Linked DNA regions of Homo sapiens: region 2 is linked to region 1. Evidence: chromatin loops called from intact Hi-C (ENCODE). Cell type or tissue: heart left ventricle. All regions are shown on one strand. Each heading gives the region's core, and the rest is flanking DNA. Links, peaks and the distances in the headings are about the cores only. Region 1 holds the start of KLHL31 (kelch like family member 31). Region 2 overlaps GCLC (glutamate-cysteine ligase catalytic subunit).

Region 1 (16,063 bases), core at 4,974-12,973:
ACACACATATATACATACATATATATATATATATATATCTGACTGCTGGATTCTTTAAAAAATTTATTATCAATTTTAACATAGCTTAGAACAAAGCGTTCTAAGAACATACTTTAGGAGACACTGATTTTACATAAATACAAGTTATTAATTCTAGAAAGAAAAAAAAGGCAAGAAGATCTTCTTGGTGGAGCAGAGAACTCCCTGTCATTGCAAAACCAGAAGTGGTTAGGTGGCTGCTTGCTGAGGATATTCTAGTCCAGTCTCCTACCCAAGGAAGTCACTTTTATAAAGGTGCTTCTAATTTCAAAATGGTATGACAATTAGAAAATGTGCCCTGATGGGAAGCCCTTCATGGCAAACTCAGTTGCCTTCATGACCAGGCAAGAAGAAGTAAAATCACTCAGGGCCTTGGTGCAGTACAAACCGTCGGTGGGTGATGGAAACTGTGAAGGGAGAGAACAACTGCCCTATCTAACGGGAGCAATCACCACTCAGCTTCAGCTGCCGTTCCCATGTAGATGAACAAGCCTAGCATTACTAGATAGTGTGATGATTCATGAAAAGCCTAAAATTTATATGTCAATGGAAAACTCCCTTAATTTTGAATATTAGCTCAATAAAATAGAAAATGAAAACACTGTAAAAGACAAACAAAATACTCATTGTAGGCCAAGTTTGACCCATAGGGCAATAGTTAGGAGTCCTCCTGTGTTTAGAAATGGGTAGCCCTACCCTAAATAATCTGAGACGGACAAGATGTCAGATTTCCTCTGCTTAGTTTTCACTAGCTTTCCTCCATTCTGGTTACCTGGTCACCTCTTGTTATGCCTGTCTCCTTGCTTGCTTAGGAACCAGATCGATTGGAACATGTTAAAAAAAAAAAAAAAAGAGTGAAAAGGCATTGAGTGAGGACATGAAGGGACATCTATGTAGAGAAAGCATGGATTTCAGAATAATAGATATTATAATTTATAGTATCTATTTTAGCAGCTCAGAGGCATTTTTTTTTAGTATTGTGCTCTTCCCAGCTGTTTTCCAGGTAGTAAGGAGTCACTGTGTTGCCTGAAAGTACTCACAGACTGCCATCAAGCTTTCAGAATGTAATTTTAATATAGTCTTCTGTTCAGAAATAACTCTTGCAATTTAAAACTGTCTTAAGACAACATGTAATTGATCTCAACATGCATAAACACAAGCCAATATGGTTTCAAGATTTTATGAATTTGGGTCTTAAAAAAAAAGAACAGGAATAAAAAATGATTACTAAGGTTTCACTTAAAAGGGATTGCATATCTCTTCTCAGCTTCTATAAATCTTTCATAATCATGTAGCTCTTGATCAGAGTGAAGCAAGCAGAAATATTTTAATAGAGTCAAAGGTCAGACTGTAGCTAAGTGGGTGAAATGGGACAGAGTGGCAGGCAAGCATTGGATGGGGCCATCTCTTCATTAGGGCAGTGAGTGAAAAGGATTTTTTAGTCGTTTAATCACCTTTTTAAGAAAATTTGACAGTGCAACTAAAGAGTGGATGATCTTTGGGGTCTTGTTTAATGTTACTTCAATATTGTTGAATTCCAGAGTTAGAAGGTCATTAATGCAAGCAAATGACTCATCACTAGAGTGACAGACTTTCTGGAGCATTGCCCAAGTATTCTGGCACCATGCTGGGGATAGAGATGTTAAAAAAATGAAGACGAGGAAGGAGACAAACACATTGTTAAAATGTAGTAAGTGCCAGGATAGACAGGTATACATCATTACAGAAGAAGGCACTTCACAGCCTGGGAGATGGGCAGGGGTGGGGGAGAGCCAGGCAGATCAGGGAAGGAGACACAAGGAGAAGGCAATTGGTAGGGGAGGTACGCCATTCAAAACTTGTTAAAAAGGAAAAGTTAAATCATTTTAACTCAATGTGGCCACATGAGCCAGTCTCTAACTTTTATTAAGACAAGTGCTCTGCCAGGAAAGCAGGTTCTCTGAATAATAGGCTTCTACATGCTAAAAGGGTTGACTTTTCTTTTCTTTTCTTTGCTTTTTTTTTTTTTTTTTTTTTTTTTTGAGATGGAGTCTCGCTCTGTCACCCAGGCTGGAGTGCAGTGGTGCGATCTCGGCTTACTGCGACCTCCGCCTCCTGGGTTCAAGTGATTCTCCTGCCTCAGCCTCCCAAGTAGCTGGGACTACAGGTGTGCGCCACCACACCCAGCTAATTTTTTGTATTTTTAGTAGAGACAGGGTTTCACCGTGTTAGGCAGGATGGTCTCAATCTCCTGACCTCATGATCCGCCCGCCTCAGCCTCCCAAAGTGCTGGGATTACAGGCATGAGCCACCATGCCTGGCCTGAGGGTTGACTTTTCAATGGTGCTACAGCAAATGAGAGTTTGGCATTCATATGCAGATTTTTTTTTAGACATGTTTTCTACGTTTTGAAAACTATGCCATACTGTGTAAGTGCTTGCAATAAATATGTTTTCTCCTTTGCAAGTGTGTCTTTACACTAGAATGGTGCTGCTGCCTCCAAAATGTCACAACAGAGCATGTGGTTTGCAAGTGCCCACTTACGTCAAGAACCTCTTAACTATATTGAGCACAGAACAAGTACAACTAGCACTTCTAGATACTATTGGGATAGGCTGTATGAATTCACCAAATTAGCTGCAGTTTCCATCAAAGTTTTTATTTCATTGATTGGACCCATTGTTATTTTTCCAAAGTAAAAATTCGATCAGACTTTTGAACACATTGTCTTGTTGCTGGAGTTATCTTAGCCAATGCTTCTCACTTAAAACTCATGTGTTTGAAATAATAAAACATATTTCTCTGTTTCTCCTTAAAAAGGCAATGTTTTGGCCAGGTGCAGTGGCTCACGCCTGTAATCCCAGAACTTTGGGAGGCCAAGGTGGGTGATCACCTGAGGTCAGGAGTTCAAGACCAGCCTTGCCAACACGGTGAAACGCTGTCTCTACTAAAAATACAAAAAATTAGCTGGGCATGGTGGTGGGCACCTGTAATCCTAGCTACTTGGGAGGCTGAGGAAGGAGAATCGCTTGAACCCAGGAGGCAGAGATTGCAGTGAGCTGAAATCACGCCACTGCACTCAGCCTGGGCAACAAGAGCGAAACTCCATCTCAAAAAAAAAAAAAAAAAAAGGCAATGTTTCATTTCTATTATCAGAAAATTCTTGGAATACAGACTTTCCTCCCACTTGTTTGGGGAGTCACTAACAGTTCCTTTTTCAGACAAAGATTACTTCTTCCACATAAAAGATGAAAAATGGCACTTGTCCCGTGTGACCGATCCCTGAGCCAGCCATTCTTAGTGAAGATGGATAAATACTGGTGTAACCCAGATGTCAGCTGAGGTCTCCCATAAAATTGGCTTGACCTTTCTAAGTCACAGCCATGGGGGACCTCTGTGTCCTTGCCAGGATTTCAGAGAATTTCCCAGGTCGTAGGCTCATGTCTGTCACCACTGACTCCAAGTTACTGCTCTGCTGAACTCCCCCTCATGGCCCAGCCACAGCTCTCCCCTCATGTCTGCTCTGTGCCAACTGGGGTGACTTTTCATTGATTCCACTCAACACACCGCCCAGGCATTTATGTATGGCAGACTTTACTGAAACTTTTGTGCTATGGAGAGCACTTGTTGAAACAGAATGCAAACGGCGGAAAATGAATCATTAGGCATCTTTGTGGTGGCAGGCCCTTCAACCACACAGCCATCAGTAATTCCTTGTTTTCCCACACACAACATCTTCCTGTGATGTAGCTCAGCCCCTGTCTTCTGCAAGACTCCTACCATCTCCATGCTTCCCTGTTTTCCAGGCTGTCTCCTCTCAGCTTCTCTCCCTCAATTCCCCTGCAATTTATTATGCAGAGCAGCTGAGCTCTGGAGCTAGCCAACTGAACAACCAAGGAGGAAAGAATCCTTTGAAAGGGTGCTGGGCAGCTCATAGAACCTCCGCTGTATGATCAGAGAACCAGGCCAGAAAAAGGGAGGGAGCAAAAGAAAGAGAAAACTCTGAAGCCAGGGTCAAGACCAACAGCTCCAGACACCACAGCTGCCTCCATGTCACAGCTTCATGTCCTAAAGCCTCCTGCTCTGGACCCAGGGATGCCACCACTGCCCCACTGCCAGTGCTGTTCATGCAAACCAGTGCTGCTGATACTGCTCAGCCCGTGCAATCCCCACTGCCAAAACAACGTCCTCTCTGCCTGCTTCTTTGCATCACTAGCTCCTCATTTCTAGTCTGGATGCAGGCATCTGATCAGCCAAGCCTATGTCTTGTACCCATTCTTGCCATAGCTGCACAGCAGCCTGACAAATGAAGCATCTGGTTTTTGGCTTCTATGGTGAAAGACAGACTTTGCTTTCTGCCTGACCTCACACAGTGGGAAAATCCACAACCATAGGAAAGGGGTTGAGATGTGGGGCAGCTGGAAGTAAAATCCGTCTCCTTCACCTTTCCACTGCCTATTTGGCTCCTGGCCTTTCTGGCTCCTTAATGACTTTGTACAACCAAAGACCTAATATAGTCATTGCTAAAAGGTCATCTTCTCAAGTCTCGCCTTCTAAGAACCCAAATCTGGGGCAATTTTGTTCTCTTAACCTTTCCTTTCTTTTGCCTGAAATGAAATTACCCATTTCATTAACCCCAATTTTAAAAACATGAAGGTCCATGCCCAAAATTAATGAAACCTTTCTCAGGTGTCCAAGGTGATGAGTCATTTATGTTCTAGCAACTATCTAAGAGCAACTTTCAGACAACTTCTGTCCCTAAAATTGTTTTTATTTTGAGCTATTTCTGATGTATCCTGGGATTATAACAGACAGAGCGGTCACAAGGGGAATGGATATTCTATAGATTCCCAAAGGTTGAATCTTCCATCCAAGCTTTACTCCTGCACCATTCACACACCTGCACTATTCACACGCCTGCCCTGCACTATTCATACACCTGCACCATTCACACATGTACAGTGTCCATACACCTGCAGTATTCACACACATGCACTGTCCATTCACCTGCACTGTTCATACAACTGCACCATTCATACACTGACACTGTCCATGTACCTGTACTGTTCACACACCTACAATGTCCATACACCTGCACCATTCACACAAATGCACTATCACCTGCACCATCCACACACATACACTGTTCATACAACTGCACCATTCACACACATGCACTGTCCATACATCTGCAACATTTGCACACATGCAGTGTTCATACAACTGCACCATTCACATACATGCACTGTCCATACACCTGCAACATTCACACATGTACTGTCTATACAACTGCACCATTCTCATACATGCACTGTCCATACACCTGGGCCAATCAAAACATGCACTGCCTGCACCATTCACACACATGCACTGTTTGTACACCTGCACCTTTCACACACTTGCACCATCCACACACCTGCACTCTCCAATATTAGCCAGTTATGGCTATTGAGTGATTGTAATAGGGAATATCCAAGTTTCATCACTTGAAATATACTAAAAAATGTAGAAGCCAGACCAAATTTTGAAGCTGTAGTACTTATTCTGAATGTAAAATATCTAATTACTAATTTTTATATTAATTATGTATTAAAATAGTAATATAGATATATTGACTTCAATAAAATGTTTTATTAAAATAAATGTCACCTGTTTCTTTTTACTTCTTTTTTTTTCTTTTTTTGAGATGGAGTCTCGCTCTGTTGCCCAGGCTGGAGTGCAGTGGTGCAATCTTGGCTCACTGCAACCTCCACCTCCCAAGTTCAAGCAATTCTCCTGCCTCAGCCTCCTGAGTAGCTGGGATTACAGGCACGCACCACCACACCTGGCTAATTTTTGTATTTGTAGTAGAGATGGGGTTTCACCATGTTGCTCAGGCTGGTCTCAAATTCCTGACCTCGTGATCTGCCTGCCTTGGACTCCCAAAGTGCTGGGATTACAGGCATGAGTCACCAAGCCTGGCCTCTTTTTACTTCTTAAAAGTAACCCCTAGGTCATTTAAAATTACATATGTGGCTTGCATCATGTTTATATTACACTACTCTACACACTGAAATGCACCTGTAAATTTCAGTCAATTAGTACATAGCCCTGAAGAATCAAGAAGCCTCTGAGACCAAAACAAGAAGCCTCTGAGACAAAACAAGAAGCCTCTGAGACCAAACAGTCACAGTTACACTTTTTGAAAACACTTATAAAATTATCTTGTGTGAACAAAATAAATCTATTCATCATTCATCTAGCAGTGTTCTAGATTAAGTAATTAATTAATTAACCATTATTGAGAATCTACTATGTGCCATACACTATGTTGGAGAATGGGACAACTGTGAACAAATCAGACTCAGCCACTGCCTTTGTGTAAAGTCAAGTAGTTAAGAGAGCACACCTGGGATCCTGACAACTTGGGTCCAAATTCTGACCCCATCCCTTACCAGCCATATGATCTGGAACAAGTTAAAACAGCCTTAGTTTTCTTATATATAAAACAGGAATTTTATCTGGTAAAGATGCTGCAAGAATTAAATTAGTAAAAGGCAAATAGAAGCATACTATGTTAGTCACCTAGTGCTGTATAACTTAGCAGCTTAAAACAACATGCATTTATTATCTCACTGATTCTTTGGATCAGGGATGGAGGCAGAGCTTCCCTAGGTCCTCTGCTTTAGGCTCTCTCACAAGGCTTCAATCAAGATGTTAGACAGGGCTGGGGCCTCATCTGAAGGCTTAACTGGGGAAGGATTGACTTCCAGGTTCACTAAATGATGATTGTCAGGATTCCTGTCTTTTGGGATATTGAACTGAAGGCTTTAGTTTCTAACTGGATGTTCCTTGCTTGGGCATCTCCAACCTGGCACTAGGCTTCATCAAAGCCAAGAGAGAAAGTCTGCTGTTAGGACAGATAAAAATCCCTGCCTTCATGGAGCTTACATTTGAACTGGCTGTATGGCAGAGAGTATCAGGAGGTTGGTGGAAGAGAGACAGGCACTAGCAATAGAAACAAATCTAAATTCCATTAAGGTTACATCCCCAAATTACGGAATGTTCATTCTAAAATGCCAATCTCATCATGACCCTCTTTTTTATTAAATATGCTCCAATTGGTAGACTCATTGCTTTAAAGACAAAGACAAAATTTCTTAATATTCACTACAACCTACTGTCCCATGCTGTGTTTCCAGTGTATCTACCATAGCAGTAGTCGAATGGTTACACAGACTAGCTACTCTGAAAATGATTTTTAAAGTGTCTTAGATTTTCCATTTTTTGCCTTTTATTCTTCCACTTGTGTTCATATCTTAACATTATATTATATTGAAAGGAGCATCTCAGTGATGTTCCAGTAAAACTGGAATTAATAGTCTTGAACCCTTGAAGAAGATAATATTGGTACCAACATCTTCTTGAAGGCCCTTTCCATCATTATATCATCATTATCATAAATACTGATATAAGGCTGACTTTTATTACAATTAAAACGGGATTGAAGGCCAAGGCAGAAAGATCACTTGAGACCAGGAATTTGAGACCAGCTTGGACAACATACTGAGATCCTGTCTCTACAAAAAACAAACAAACAAACAAACAAAGATGGAAGGTTCTGACCCTTTACCTGAGTCAAGGAGGTGGGACCAAGTAGAATTTCTTAGAAGCAAACCATAATAGAAGCTTCTTTGATTTGCTCCTGGCGCTTTCTGTGCTGGAGATCTATGGGTAGAAGCAAAGAATTAAAAAAAAAATCCAAATAGTTTTTCCTACTAAAAAATTGGTGGGAATTCCAGCAGAAGTAGTCAATAGACAGATGCTATCCAGTGAATTGAGAGTCTCAGGTGAACTGGAGACTGGCACATATAGAATCAGAGCCTTAGAGTTGGAAAGATTTCAGAGATGATGCAGTGCAAGCCCCCAGCCATAGACAGAGTCCCTTCAATGTCACACCAGTCCTGCAACTTCTTTTACTTCCACCCTTCTAATTATAGAGAACTGGCTCTTTTACAAGGCTGCCATTTTCATCATTAGAGCCCAGCTGTTATCTGCACTCTTCTTCTTTATTTTAAGGTATTTCCCCGGAATTACTGCACATTAAAATTTTTGACATTTTAGGCTACAGAAATTTTGACTGAATCCTCTTGCTGTACAACAGCCCCCACAACACTTGCTCTCAGGTGTCTCACTTATCTTAAAAGTCCTCTCTTTGTCATACTTCTCTTCAGATGTTTCCAACATGCACCGCCTCTGAAGTTTTTTTGTTCCAGCCATCTCTGTAGGATGAAGAGTAAGTTCTCAGAGTGCCAAGATAGCAAAGTGATGCTTAACACATCATCTGACTAATGAAGAATAATTAGAACATTTATTTTCCATGATCTATTTTTCTATTATTGTAGCTTAATATCATGTTAACTTTTTAAGCAACCATTTCACACTCTTGGTGCCCATTAAAATTTGTAGTCAATTATAATCATTGAATTTTTTTTCTCATGAAGTGTTGCCAAAGTAGATATTTCCCAACCTGCATGTGTGCTAGAGTGTGTGTTAATCTCAGACCTCTCTGTGATCACTGGAAAATCGCTGGCCATAAACCTCACTTTATTAAACTCTAAAATGAGCCTAATAATGTTAGAACCACATGTGAGGTGCTGTAGAAAGTACCATATCTGGTAGATACGTGCTCCTCTTATAAAGAATAGGCTATTTATAACCACTATCTTCTCAAAAGACCGTAGGTGACCAGGCTAATTACCTTTCCAAAAACTAATTTTTAATCCACAGCCTTCCCTTCTCCTTACTCTACTAGAATCCCTGCTTCCAACAATTAAACATCCATCGAATTAATTTTCTTTCCTCTCACACAGGTTGATTGAGCTCTTGACTTTCTTTCTTTCTTTCTTTCTTTCTCTTTCTTTCTTTCCTTCCTTCCTTCCTTCCTTCCTTCCTTCCTTCCTTCCTTCCTTCTTTCTTTCTTTCTTTCTTTCTTTCTTTCTTTCTTTCTTTCCTTCTTTCTTTCTTTTCTTTTCTTTTCTTTTCTTTTTCATTTTGAGCAGCTGGTCAGTTCAAGAAACCCAACCCCTCTCCACCAACCGGAGCCCCGCCCCCTGCCCCCGGCTGGCTGGAGAGTTGAAGGCCAAAGACGGAGAGGAGGGCGCTCGCTGCTCTGCTCCCGGGCCAAAGCGCAGGCTCGGCCTGCCTTATCCAGTGGGACGGCAAAGGGTCACTCTAAAAATTGCTGCAGCCGGGTCTTGTCAGGTGGCTGCTGGTGGCTCCCCACCGGATTTTCCTTCTCCCTCTCTCTATCTCCACAGATCCCTTCCCAAGAGGAGTCTCCTGCTAAAACTTCATCATCTCAAGTTGACCTGCCACTTCACCCAAGGAGGGTAAGGAGCTGGGACCAGAGTCGCCAATTCCTGCCTTCTAGATCCTGGGGTGTGTGTGGATGTGTGGGTGGGAGAGGGTGGGCTGAGTGTTTGTGGTTGTAGAGCTATTTTACTGAAGGGAGTCTACAGCTGGGTCAGGTGGTTCATGTCCCTAATCTGAAGTTGGGAGACAGAAAACATTTTTTTGAAATCTGAGAAATGTAACGTGTTAGGAGAACTTCACGGTAACAAAATGCATGACAATGATGCCCTACAAATGTAAAACCACCTGTAATTTCTAACAAAAATTCTAAATCTCTAAAGCTTAAGATATATTTTTCTTTCACTACTTTATAGAGAAGGAGAAGGAGAGAAAATTCTTAGGCTTTGTTCACAAAGTTTAGAATTCTACCTTTATTTTTATCAAGAATCATTTTAACATTTGTTACTGATCAGTTTGGATGAAATGTTACCAGTTTTAACTAAATCTGTAGCACAAAACTCAGACAACTCTGAATTCCCAGAAATATAACCTATTGATGAAATGGAAATATCCTTCCTAAAAAAAAAAAAAAATTTGTTATTTGGCTAAAAAATAGGTTTTTGTCTTAAATGTGCACATATCATTATGCTGACATATATTTTATATTAAAAATCATGTTGGAAGTGTAATGGTGAAGTGGAAACCACCCCCCTACACCCCACCCCGAGGTTGGACTTAAAATGGCAAGCCACAGAAGCCAGGAGGGTTTCTATTCCTGGAGGTAGGGCTGATGAGCCCCGACAGATGCAGCGATAGGAATGTGGCCAGGACAGGGAGCAGGCGCAGCTGATTCGCCCCTTTGGCAAAAAGACATTCTGGGATCCCAGTTCATACTGGCATGAGAGTGACAGTGACACTTTAGCACACATGGCTTTCCAGTTTACCCTGTTGTGGACTCCCAGGAAGCATGGGTGCAGGGCAGTGGGAAGGAAAATGTTCTCAAATATGAAGTAACAACTCTTTTCTATAACCAGTTCTGGGGGTCTTCATCTGGGATCAGCTGGGGCCAGGAAGAATTTAAGTGCAATACTTTCACATGGACTTGCCCACTTACAGACAAGGGTCCAATTATGTACCATTGCTTGGCAGCATTATTCTCAGTCCAGTCATTTTGGATCTATTTCGGGTTATGGATCTCATGAAAACGCTGAGCCCAGTGTGTGGAAAGTACACATAAACATATGCACACAGTATGTTTCAGACTATTCCGCAGGACTCATGGACTCACCTGATACCCAGCCCTGATCAGGAATGCCAGATACAAGTCAGGTCATCCAGCTACATTTGAATTTCAGGTAAGCTACAAATCAACTTTTAGCATAAGTATGTCCTCAACACTGCCTGGGACATACTTATACTAAAGTATGATTCATAGTTTATCTGAAATGCAAATGCAACTTGACATCTTGTATTTTTATTTGCTAAATCTAGCTGTTCAGACCCAGACATATAGATCCCATGTAAAGAAACCTTGTCTCAGTTCGTTCATCCCTATCTGATAATGAGTAGATTCTAAAGATATGGAAGGCCATATTACAGGGAGATTTAATGTAGGAACAGATTTTGACAATTCTGACAGCAAAAGTCAGCTGTGTATTCATAACTGTCTGCAAAATTATAGAAGCAAAAGTAATGCATCTCCTTGTTTGACAGTTGATTATACTGAAATCCTGATAGGTTGGACGTTCTGCTATAGGTCTATCAAGTGGTTAGAGCAGAATGAACACCGAAACCCAATTTTCAGTTCTATGATAATCAAAAAGGCATCAGTCTTAAAACTCAATTTCTAACCTCCTCTCCCTCCAACACACAAAATACTAGGAAAGAAAAAGAGCCAGTTTACTAAAGTTTTCAACAAAACCCAAACAAAAACTTTGTACTGTGTCCTTGTGTCCTATATACAGCCTTAGAGAATAGAATTGTAGTTAACTTAGTGCATAGAGTCTGTATACTTTATAGATAAAAGTTAGGCACAGCCTCTAGCTAAGTTGAACCATATGAGATTGAAAGTATTTGCTTTTAAACAAAAAATGATAATTTCATATTCAATCTAATACTTCTAAAGGAAGTGCTTGATTATCTGATAAACAGATTCATGCAAGCCCTCCTTGTCCCTATTTATTTGGCTTACCTAACCTATTGGATTTTCACATTCTTACTACCCTTAATAGGATAAAGAAATCCACAGGATCGATGTGTCCCCAAACAAATTTATTTTACATTCAAAAAGGTAACTCTTTTATTCTAGTATTTGGAACCAGAACGAACCATTTCATGTTCTCCATATCAAAATTTTAAATTTATAAACACCAGCTATACCTTGCACTGTCTCTATCTTCCCATGTTAGAAAAAGCTAACTTTTAACCTACTACAGTTTTTACCCTACCCTGGATTTAAAGAAGACAATATAGGGGCCCAGGGTTTCCATGGGTTTGAATTTTGCCCCAGCACACACTGCACACTTACTTATGTGATATTGGACAAGTTTTTTTTACTCTTTCTGATTCTTAATTTCTTCATTTGTAAAATGAACATAATATAACCTACCTTTTAGGATATCTGTAATATTTAAATTTAAAAACTAAAATGATGTAAAGTGCTTAACCCAGGGCCCAGCACATAGTACACCCTCGATCAATAAATGCTAGCTATATAGCTGTTTTTTAGGTGAAAATGGAGCTATCCATTCACATTAAATACATAAAACAGTTTCCTGCTTGGTGATGTATATTTAAGAATTAATATACTTAAATTTGGCAAATACAAAAGATGAGGAAAAATGTAATGATTTACGTAATTCTGCCCAGCTGCTTATCAGGTGTTGAATACATGGCACTAGAAATGGCCCAAGAGCCAGGATCTGCAGTAGGCATGGGGAGGGGAGTGTGCAATTGCATCTCTGTTACCCTTCTGCCCAGTTTCTAATGGGCAGCTCTTCCAGGGTAGTCAAGAGGTTGCTCTACGTGATAGCAGATACAGCAGAGGGAGAGGAGGCTGTGGAGTCCATAGCCAGGGAAGGTGAATGCTCTGGGCTTCCTCCACAGAAAGAAAGGATAGCTCCAGTAGCATAGGGACCCTTCTACAACCCTCTGCATCCTGTGCAAAGTCTTTTCTTTGACCCAAAAAGGGAAGGGACTGGCAGTGCTTCCAAATAGCTGTTCATCCCATTACACAACCTCAGCTGCTCTGGCTAAACCTGCTCCTCCTTCCAGAATTCCTACTGGCAGGAACAGTGTGAAAAGTGCAAGCCACCAACAGTCCTGGCGGAAGCTTGTAAAGTTCTTCCTTCCTTTGATCCCAAAAGGTAACATATTAGAGCCCCCCTTAGGCAGCCAGGGAGAACCAAGCCTGCTGTCATTTAGGAAAAATGGAGAAATGGCCTTCACACTCTCCTAGCCACTGGCAGCTTAACAAAGATGCATGCCTGGCCATGCAGACCATAACCTGAGTCAAAGCCCTCCCTAGGGTATACTAATCATATCCTGGCTGATGGCCCTGGCTACTGAGCTTGGACCCTGGCTACCAAGCTTGGGGATGCCCTGAGCAGCTGACAATAAGACCTTCACTCCGTTAAAAAGAAAAAAGAGAGAGAGAGCTTTAAAAAAAAAGAGAGAGTAAGTAAAACCCTCATCCAACTTTGCAAAGTTAAAATATCAATTGAATCAAAAAGAATGGAATGTTTTCAAAATGTATTGCTCAGCATGTAGGTTATACTCTATATATGAACACACACATGTAACTCATTTTCGTAACACCTCTTCCTCACAGCCACATTTTGACTGTCACTGTGACTATCATTGATGATGACCTAGAAGTGCACAGTGAACATTTGTATCATCGTAGAATAAAACAGTGAGAGTTCCTGTATGAATTGCTCTGACTACATGTTAATATGTGACCTGGTTACTGGATAATATGGTTTTAAAAATACTCAGATTTTCCAGCCATCTTCTATTAGCCCATACCATCAGCCTTGAAGCCCAGCACTATGACCAAATTAGTAAATTGAAGTGAATTAAATTGTTCCACTTTCCTTTCCTGTACATATATATTACTTTGCTGGCCTTTTATGACTTCTTTCCTTAAAGATTGCCCTTGCTCTTAACTTAAACATGATTGTGGAAAACTCATGGTTGGTCAAGTGGCATGCTGTGTGTCTGGGTGGGTGTGTGTTTGTTTGCACCCAGTGTGATGTACCTTGTGTCTGTACCCAGAAAGGCTCCAATGTGAGAGGCCGGGAGAGTTTGTTGAAGCCTTTCCTGTATGCCCCATGACAACATAGCCTCTGGGTTCTGATCCCCCATAAAGAGGGAGCTAGTCTTTTCTGTAACAGGGCCTGGAGCATAAGATGTGGCTTATTGATTCTTACTAGACTACGGTTCTCCTTAAGTTGAGAAAAGCAGTGGCTTTCGGTGATGCAGGAGCAGTGCCACAGGCAGAGCATTTATTAGGACATAGGAACAAATGAACAACTCTGCAGCCCTGAAGTCAACATCAGAGCTTTGTTCAGCTTCAAAGCAATGATCCTGATCCCCAGGTTCCTCTGAAGGATCTGCAGCAGTGTCCTTATTGGAGGAACATGGCACAGACTGAGAACACTTGGGTGGGTAGATGGACAGCCTTACCTATGAGTTGCAGACCCGGCAATGAGATATCATGGTAGCTCTAAAGAAAGACTGAATTTATGAGTTTACATAGGAAAATTCGGCCACAAGAAAGTTGTTTGCAGGCTTTGATTTCAACGGTTTCTTTTCTTTTCTTGAGACAGAGTCTCGCTTTGTTGCCCAGGCTGGAGGGCAGTGGTGCAATATCAGCTCACTGCAACCTCTGTTGTCTCCCGGGTTCAAGTGATTCTCCTGCCTCAGCCTCCTGAGTAGCTGGGATTACAGGTGCATGCCACCACATCCAGCTAATTTTTGTATTTTTGGTAGAGACAGGGTTTCGCCATGTTGGCCAGGCTGGTCTTGAACTCCTGGCCTCAAGTGATCCACCCGCCTCGGCCTCCCAAAGTGCTGGGATTACAGGAGTGAGCCATGGCACCCAGCCTGACTTCAAGTTTCTTAAATGGTCTCCTGCCTGTTCCTCTCCTTCTCCTCATTTTGGAGAGAGCTAAATAAGCCAGTTACCTCTAAAGAGTGATTTCACAGGCTTTAAAAGCCTTCTTTTCATTAAAAAAATATATAAATACATAAGTGTTTGCACATGTGTATCTATCTATAAGTTTTCAGTAATGTTATAGATTACCTGAACAACATTATCAATTGCCCTGATTTAATTGATATTTATAGAACATTACACCCAACAACTGCAGAATACAAATTCTTCTGAAATGCACATGGTATATTCAGCAAGTCAGTATATATATACATATATATAAATATATGTATTCTACAAAGGCTACTCTGATAGAAATTTGTATGTGAATTATAGAAGGACACTTATTTACAAAACAGAAACCATGCATATCCGGGAAAAAGAGTAGATCTGCCCATTAACTGGTTAGCTCGGATTCATTTGTCAGACTAGCTAATGTATCACCCAGAGGGGTCTTACAGAAATAGGACAAGCGCAAGAGACTATAAAGAAAAAGAAGGGCATGGAAGTTCCCATGGGTGGAACAGGCCAGGGCTGAGTCAACAGTGGGAACACCAGGAGCAGCATGAAGGTCAGGCAATGGAGGAAAGAGAAGCCATCAATAGGAAGTAAGAGAAAGAAAATGGAGAGAGAGAGCTTTTACTGATTTCACTATTTCATCTAGCCTCAAGTTGCACTCTCTCTTCCTGGAGATTTCTTAGTCCTTCTAGACTGCATATGAATTTATCAGGTTCAAGCCTTCCTGGCATCCAACCTCCTGTATGTATTGACCGAATATTACCTGCCCAACTGTCTCCCTCATGACCTCAGCCATCTCTGAATGCATGTGACAGGCTGAGTCACACCTCCTTGCTTCAACTTGAAACATTTCCTCTACTTCTAATAACCTTCTCCCTCCTATACATGCTGCTATTTAAGACCCTTCAGTTACCAAGACCCAACAAGATTCATGTTATCTGCAAAACCTCCCATTCTAACACCACCCCACCACAATAGTCCTTTTTATTTGAATCCTTAAATCCAGACACACAATCTGTTCCATGTACTCTTGTTTTGCTCACCTAACCTATAACCAAATGCCCCAAGTTTTCTGAACTTTCGGGGTTAGCCCTACCTATCAAAATAAAAATAATCTGTTTCTCAGGCTGTGTATTTGTATGTATTTCTTTTCTCTCCCTGGTGTTTTTTAAAAATCTCATAGAAATATTTACACATTCCAGAAATCTTCCCTTTGTTGCTGTTTGCCACTTCTTTTCTGAGTCACTATGTGACTGTCCCATATTGCCTCCTGCACCTCATGACTGTTTGTCCATGATGTGGTGGCTTTCTCTGATTCACTTCATTCTAAAGCTTAAACAGGCTCCTTTCTCTATTCCCAAAGACAACTAACAAAGGCTATTGCTTGTCATGAAAATGGTTCAAATTTTTTTGAATATTCACTTTTTGTCAGGTGCTCTGCAAAATGCTGTTACAGGCTCCTCATTAGACTTCACTGACAAACCTAGAGGCAGGCACTATTATTATCTTCTCTTAAGAAATAAGTTGATGGAGACTGTA
Region 2 (8,000 bases), core at 1-8,000, 150 kb after region 1:
GCTAATAAACGTTAACTGAAAGTTTATTTTGTTGTTGTTTAAATCTGCTAGGCTATCTCCTACAGTTACTAACATTTTTTTCCTCTTTATAATCATATTACTTAGCCCTTAATGTTTCTGTGATGAGGACGGCTGACTCAAATGCCTTCCAAGACCAGGGAAATACACATAAATAAGGGAATAAACTGCAGACAGTGTGCACCCCTGAAAAGCAAACAGCCCAGTCACACAGTCACAGGCTTCGTGCTGGGCTTCTGGGTATTGTTTTAAGACTGAGAACCTAGATTTACATGTGAAATATCTGGGAAATAGTGGATATACGGTTGCCTGCCTTTTTATTTTTTCTAAACTACTATTGTAGGCCAAACCAAATACACTGTAGCCTGGTTTGCCTTGTGAGGAATCAGTTTCCTACCTCTGTAGTAATTGTATTGGTGCCATGTGCAAAGGGTACTTTCAAGGGCTTGCCTGAATAATTCTGTATCTTTTCACTTATATATGGATAATGGATGTTTTGTTTCCATCACACACAGTGATTCATAATCTTCACTGCTCACGCCAACTGTCATGATTGAAAGCTTGTAACTTCAGGAAAAACAAAAGTAGGTTCTAGTTGTATTCTGCCCAGAAGTCTGACTTTGTGTTTATGTCCTTTATTTTTACTAGAATTCCACGAGGTATTGTTAATAAATGTACTAGTGCACCCTGCATTGCAAATTTTATATGGTTTCAGAGTGGAGAAGTTGCCTTAAATTACTTGAGATAAACCAAAATTAAATTGTTGAAACCCCTCAAATAACTTCTCCACACGGTATATTTATGATTATGATTTAACTCTCCAAAAGTGGGACTGGTAGTGGGATTATGAAAGTGTAATCTACCTTACTTATTACTCTGCCAGTAAGTAAGTGTAATCTACCTTGACTGGAATGTCCAGATAACCTCTTTCTTAAACTTATAGTAAGCCAACTGAGGAAATAAATTTTAAAATGCAGCTTCTTTTTTACAACAGCAATTTACAGAATCTTTGCTTCAAAACACATCTTTTTTTTGAAGTACAGCTTGTCAAAATGGGTATCGACCTTTCCATAGGATATTAAGTAGGACAGAGGAAAGAAGGGATGGAAGTGGCACTACTGACTGATCCTTTCTACAGGTTTCCATATTATGCATATGAACACTTATGTGCTGTACTGTAAACAAATGTGACTGTCTGGAGTTACTGTGGATCCTTTACAGACTTCACGTTTCCCTGCCTTTTTCTTCTGGAGGCCACACTGAAAACAAGTCTGGAAGAATGTTAATTTTTCTCACCTTTATTTTCAATAGGTGGAATACATGTTGGTATCTTTTGATCATGAAAATAAAAAAGTCCGGTTGGTCCTGTCTGGGGAGAAAGTTCTTGAAACTCTGCAAGAGAAGGGGGAAAGGACAAACCCAAAGTAAGCTCTCATGTGCTGATTTAGTGTTTCTGAAACTGCTAAAACTTCTAGAATATAGAGTTTTTTCTCAATTATTGGAGGCAGGATAGCCTAACAGTTAAGAGTACAGGCTCTGGTTTCAGGTTGCCATAGTTTCAAATCATGGTTCCTTTACTCAATAGCTGAATAACCTTGGGCAAGTTACTTAACTTTTCTGTGCCTCAGTTCTCTCATCTGTAAAGTAAAGATCATAGCAATACCTACCTAAGGTGTTGGAATTAAATACATTAATATATGAAGCACTTTGTACAGTAAACTAAATATAAAGCCTGTTTTTTATTAAAACATTTTTGGGAAAAAATGTATTGCAGAAGCGTATAACTGGGATCACAAACCATGATGCAAGATATAAGTTGCAGATGGGCTTTGTTTGGCTTTGTTTGGCTGGCATGATTTTTTTTTGAGACGGAGTCTCACTCTGTCGTCCGGGCTGGAGTGCAGTGGCACGATCTCAGCTCACTGCAAGCTCCACCTCCTGGCTTCACGCCATTCTCCTGCCTCACCCTCCCGAGTAGCTGGGACTACAGGCGCCCGCCACCACGCCTGGCTAATTTTTTGTATTTTTAGTAGAGACGGGGGTTTCACCGTGTTAGCCAGGATGGTCTCCATTTCCTGACCTCATGATCTGCCCGCCTCAGCCTCCCAAAGTGCTGGGATTACAAGCATGAGCCACCGCACCCGGCCTGGTGTGTTTTTAAGGTATTCCTACATTTAAGTAGACAGAGACGGGGAGGGGAGGGGAATATATACTCCTCTGCTCATTTTCCACTCATTCGTTTTGGGGAAGCTGCATTTGAGTTTGGAGGGCAGCACTGAATTGAAAGAACCCTTAAGGCCTCATCTCCTTCTCTGCAGAGTAGGTTAGTTTGTCCTGGACAGTGAGTGCTCTGTGTGCATTTTCAGTTACTTATAAAGATTTTGGGTTGGGCATGGTGGCTCATGCCTGTAATCCCAGCACTTTGGGAGGCCGAGGCAGGCAGATCACTTAAGGCCAGGAGTTCAAGACCAGCCTGGCTAACACGGTGAAACCCCATCTCTACTAAAAATACAAAAATTAGCCAGGTGTGGTAGGGCACACCTGTGATCCCAGCTACACAGGAGGCTGAGGCACAAGAATCACTTGGACCTGGGAGGCAGAGGTTGCAGTAAGCCAAGATCGTGCCATTGCACTCCAGCCTGGGTGACAGAGCGAGACTCTGTCTCAAAAGAAAAAAAACATTTTGGACCCAATACTTGTTGACCCTTATGTAGTTGAATAGCTATGGAAAAGTAATAATCACTGAGAACTGTGAAGGACTTCTTAGCTTCATTTATACCTAATGGTTTCTACACTTTTAAAGCAACTTTAAAAACTTAAAAATTGAGCAGACTATAGCAAAAGAATAAGATGGAACTAAGTTATTTCTCCTCCGTAGCCATCCTACCCTTTGGAGACCAGAGTATGGGAGTTACATGATTGAAGGGACACCAGGACAGCCCTACGGAGGAACAATGTCCGAGTTCAATACAGTTGAGGCCAACATGCGAAAACGCCGGAAGGAGGCTACTTCTATATTAGAAGAAAATCAGGCTCTTTGCACAATAACTTCATTTCCCAGGTTAGTTCCTATATTAACATGCCCCAGCAGATCTCTCAGAGATACAGGTAATGAAAAGAGCAAGTCACGACCCGGGCATTCCACCTTACAATCCTCATACGTTACAGATGGTTTATCTTTTATAGACTGCACTTGATAGACTCTGTAACAGTAGAGCTGCAGACACAGTTGCATGCCAGCTTCTGTCAGCTGTGGTGGCTGCACCGTGGTGAGTGCACTCAGTGGGGGCTCAGTGGGAAAGACCAGGATACTGTGATGACAGACCAGCAGTGTGGCCGTGTCTGCCGCAGGCGAGGGTGGAGGGAGCAGCACGCCTGCCACACAGTTCTGACCCTGTAAGCAGTAGCCAAAGCTTCTGGAATGCTGTCCCCTGGTGACTGTGACAGTTGCGCCCTCATGCACTTTCAAAAAGCAGCATTTACCTGCTAGCATATGGTGGCATCAGTGGCAGATCAGAGGATCTGCAGTGCTCCCAAAGCACTATCGATACCGATGCTCTATGAACAACGTGAGTCATTAGGTCCTTGCATATTGTTCTGAAAAGAAGATTTAGGGTTTGTCATCAAATCTAGTTATGACCAAAAGTACATAAAAGTAAATAGTGAAATTATGTTCTTCGCTTAGAATGAGGTACATGAATATCATATGTATTATACATAGAACCTCTATGTAAAAATACATTTCTGCCAAAACATGAATGTGATTTATCTATGCTAGATGTCTGTCAGATGGTGACAGTATACTTAGCTCCTCAAAGTTCAAAGGAGCTCTGGGGGTTGGTATCAATGGTGGAGAACACTTTGAACTATTTTTATACCTTTTCTCTGATACGTGTCCGTCAGCCATTCAGGGTCATATCATTGGCCTCAGAGGGGCATTTAAATGGGAATTCTATTTTTTTTTTTATATCTCTACTGTAACATCTAAATAGTTGAAAACTTATTTAAGCCAGCCATCTAACATTTATAGAAGCATCTCTATTTCTGTGATACCTTCATTCTGTATGTACAGGTCACTTCTCTCTCCACCCCCAGAAGGAAAAACCCAGCTGGGTGAGGGTGGACAGATTTGTTTTGATTAGAGTGGGCACATTTCTTCGACCTAATGTTTGAAAGAGGAGGTGAAAAATCATTGGCCCTGCCATTCACTCAGACACTTGAGTGCCTGCTGCAGGCAGAATGGGCATGCTCTCATGAGTGAAGACGGACAGCTCTGTCTCTGTGGAGCTGGGGGGTTGAAGAACAATCAAATACCCATAGATTCATAAGCGTCAAAGTGGGGCTGTGCTAGCAGGAGGAGATGGGGAGCAAAGAGTACAACCTAGGTATCCAGTGGACTCTGGTGGGTGGAGGGGGAGGGGGTGGGATGTCCAAGGTTCCAGGAGGAGTGAAATAGGAATGAGGAGCGGAGGACAGTCTTAGGGAGGGGGAGCAGTGTGTGTAGAAGTCCTAGGATGAACCAAACAAGCGGGGACTTCCTGGGAACTAGAAGAAAGCAAGCTGGCCAGTGTGACTAGGAGGCTGAGGAGGAAGTGCAGGTATGGGGTAAAGGGAAGCTGGCAGGTAATTGGCAGGCCAGGTCAGGTTAACCATAAATTTTAGTTGTTCTCCTAAAAGCAGTTGAAGGCCTTGGAAAGGTTGGGTTGGGCAGATGGCATCCCCTTTTTGCTTTGCAGCCCTCACTTGGGCTGTAGTGTGAGAGTAGCTGTGGAGCTGGTGCCAGGGCTTACTAGGAGGTGAGTGAGGGAGCTCCCTGAGGGGAGACAAGGGCTGCCTGGATGCCCGTGGGTGCTGGTGATAGGAAAAGTGGGTGGTTTAAAAGATGACAGAGTCAGTGAACTGCTGGGGAGAGAAGACACATCAAGGCTTTTGCTATAGGTCATTGTCCTGAAAACCTTAAGAGTACTAGAGTAGAGGCCAAGGAGTAGGTTACAGATGTTAAATGACAACTTCTAGTGAACTGGAAAATTTAATACCTTATATGTTCATTTTTTTCCCCTTAACATTAAGAGGGTTGTACATTTCACTTAGCAAATTAAGAAAGTGGGAGGGGATTTGTAACACAAACCAGAACTGTTTTATATATTAAAGCTGAAGAATATATAGGATTGATGGGCAGTGGTGTTTCCTTCTGGGCCAGAAAATAAAGTTTTGGGTTAAGCCTAATGTGCCCTTTACCTTGAGAATGGTTCCATATGGGATAGTTGCCTTTTTAAAAAAGATTTAGTGTCTGGGCATGGTGTCTTACACCTGTAATCCCAGCACTTTGGGAGGCCGAGGCAGGCGGATCACCTGAAGTCAGGAGTTCGAGACCAGCCTGGCCAACATGGTGAAACCCCGTCTTTACAAAAAATACAAAAATTAGCCAGGTATGGTGGCATGCGCCTGTAATCCCAGCTACTCCGGAGGCTGAGGCAGGAGAACCGCTTGAACCTGGGAGGTGGAGGTTGCAGTGAGCTGAGATTGTGCCGCTCTGCTCCAGCCTGGGTGACAAAGCAAGCCTCCGTCTCAAAATAAATAAATAAATAAAAATAAAAAGATTCAGCATCTTAAGTCATTGTGAAGGGAAAGTTGAGACAGAGGAATAAGCTTTATTCTAAAAACCTGTAATTTAGAAAAAATTATATGTATAATTTTTTATACCCTGTCCATATAGGAAGGTATTTTGGGACTTGAAACAATAATTATTAGTTATTTAGTGGTTAGAAGCCTCCCTATACATCCACAATAAATGATAAAGTTTTGTTGTAGTATAGGATCAAGAGAGAAAGGAGTGCTCTGGTTCTTAAGTGTAAACAGGGTGACTTTATAAAGATGCAAAGATTTATAGTGTGGAACTCTAGTCCAAAACAGTAATCATGTGACTATTTAAAATTAAAATTATATAAAATGAAAATTGTAGTTCCTGATGTGACTGAGGAACTAGCCTCATTTCAAGGGCTCAGTAGCCACGTGGTTAGTGACTACCACATCGGTTTGGATAGTGGAGATATTAAACATTTCCATCACTCCAGAAAGTTCTGTGGGACAGCACTGCTCTAGAATGAAGCAGTGCCGTAGGTGTCCGAAGATGCAAGTTCTGATTCTACCTTCTCCCTTCCACACAAACACATTCTCATTCTCTCTTCATCCAATCTGATTCTGGTGAGCAAGGAATCCCCTCAGATTTAAGTTTATTACTCTCCCAAAGGACTATTCCTAAGGTTCTAGGCTCATAGTAAATAATGCACATAGCTTCAAGAATTCTCAAGAACCCTTGTAGCTGGGAACTGTTTTCTAGATAAGATCACTACCTTCAATTGTTTACAAGGTGGATTTGGGCAGGCAACAGATACTTTATTTTATATTAAGAAAAGGTAGGGGTTAAAAATAAGGCATTGATGGCCAGGTGAGGTGGCACGTGCTTGTAATCCCAGTACTTTAGGAGGCTGAGGCAGAAGGATTACTGGAGCCTAGGAGTTAAAGACCATTCTGGGTAGCATAGTGAGACCTCGTCCCTGGAAAAAAAAAAAAAAAAAAAAAAAAAAAACTTGGTACAGTGACTCATGCCTGTAATCCCAGCTACTCAGGAGCCTGAGGCAGGAGGATGACTTGAGCCCAGGAGTTCAAGGCTGCACTGAGCTATGATTGCACCACTGCACTCCAGCCTGGGAGACAGAGCAAGACCCTTTCTCAGAAAAAAAAAAAAAAAAAAAAAAATTTTTTTTTAAAAGATATGAGCTAGTCTTGATCCTCAAGCCAAAAGTTTCTTCCCACTAATTTAAAACTCCTCCCTTGTTTGGCTTTCGCTTAGTCTTTGTCCTCCCTCACAGCACATGTAATATTGACCTCAAATTCCTAACTTGGAAAAACTGGGGCCATCACTAAAAGTGATGTAGAATTTGAGCTTTACACTTAGGAATAAATATGGAGCTTCATTTTTCTGTGTTGAAATTAGAGCTCCTTAAGTCAAGTAAGAGAATAGGATTGGGTTTCAGACTTCAGAGGGTGATCTCAGGGGTAGATGGGGACACCTGCAGAGACACTCCCTAATCTTGAGGGACTCATGAGGTGACCTATAGAGGCAAAAAACAGGCTCCTTCCAGATTCAGAGCCTACCAGGAAGTGGGAGGCAGTGGTGCCATGCAGCAGGTCCAAAGATAATCTGAGAGTTTAGAGATGGAAAAGGAAGACACCTCATAGGCCATGTAGGGGACACCTGTCACCCATGACAGCTGATGTGACCAAGGGAAATGACTTCTGTGCTATCAGTCCTTCCTATTAGATGAAGAGATGGAGAGGACCCGAGTAAGTGCTGTGTGGTTTGTGAGTGAGTGGAGACTTGGATAAAGTTAGTAGTGGGCTGGAATTAAAAGAAGATCCTTGTGAGCAAGAAGTGTGGGGAGTGGTTGTAAAGGGGCACAGTATTTACACAACATCTGTTTTGTAAACACAAAGCCCTCTGAAAAGGGGATACTAGAAATGAGGTGTCTTTGGCAGGTGCAGTGATGGCAAGACTGCACACAATTAATTCTTGAAAACAAATCCCATCTATTTAGTTCTTCAATTTGTTGTAGATTAGGCTGTCCTGGGTTCACACTGCCCGAGGTCAAACCCAACCCAGTGGAAGGAGGAGCTTCCAAGTCCCTCTTCTTTCCAGATGAAGCAATAAACAAGCACCCTCGCTTCAGGTGAGTATGGCTTTGTGTTGAAATGCAGATGCCCTTCACTAGACCCCTGACTTCTGAGAGTATAGTATTTCTGTCTAGAAATCCTTTTTGAGCATTAACTGAGTTTTGGCTCTCTTCCTAAGTAACCAGAGAAGATAGCAGATGTGCACCTGTTCACATCTTCAGTACCCCCAGGCTTCTTGGTTGTTGATGCGTGCACCAGGCTTGATTTGTCAATTCTCCAAGTCGTCACAAAGTTATTCGCTGAGCCAC

What was found. A loop is a pair of places that touch in the nucleus more often than their neighbours do. Peaks named below come from ENCODE experiments on the same cell type or tissue, not always from the same donor. Only the 100,000 strongest peaks of a DNase experiment are listed, where the experiment ranks them.
Region 2: a loop joins it to region 1, with 2.5 times the contacts of the local background. A loop is called at or near these places in 19 of 110 quality-filtered maps.

Annotation. Positions count from the first base shown.
Region 1 is chr6:53,658,927-53,674,989 of GRCh38, reverse strand. It overlaps KLHL31 (kelch like family member 31), which reads left to right and starts at 9,234. Exons shown (of 3, transcript NM_001003760.5): 1 at 9,234-9,389. RefSeq lists an enhancer at 1,525-1,819. In heart left ventricle, for the core only: no CTCF peak of the experiment used is centred there; DNase peaks (open chromatin) are centred at 9,139 and 10,159; H3K4me3 peaks cover 4,403 bases; H3K27ac peaks cover 5,059 bases.
Region 2 is chr6:53,515,857-53,523,856 of GRCh38, reverse strand. GCLC (glutamate-cysteine ligase catalytic subunit) reads left to right here. Exons shown (of 16, transcript NM_001498.4): 2 at 1,330-1,442; 3 at 2,897-3,079; 4 at 7,635-7,748. Among named protein-coding and RNA genes, the nearest start is that of GCLC, 25 kb to the left of the region's middle. In heart left ventricle, for the core only: a CTCF peak has its summit at 3,462 (motif pointing left); no DNase peak of the experiment used is centred there; H3K27ac peaks cover 183 bases.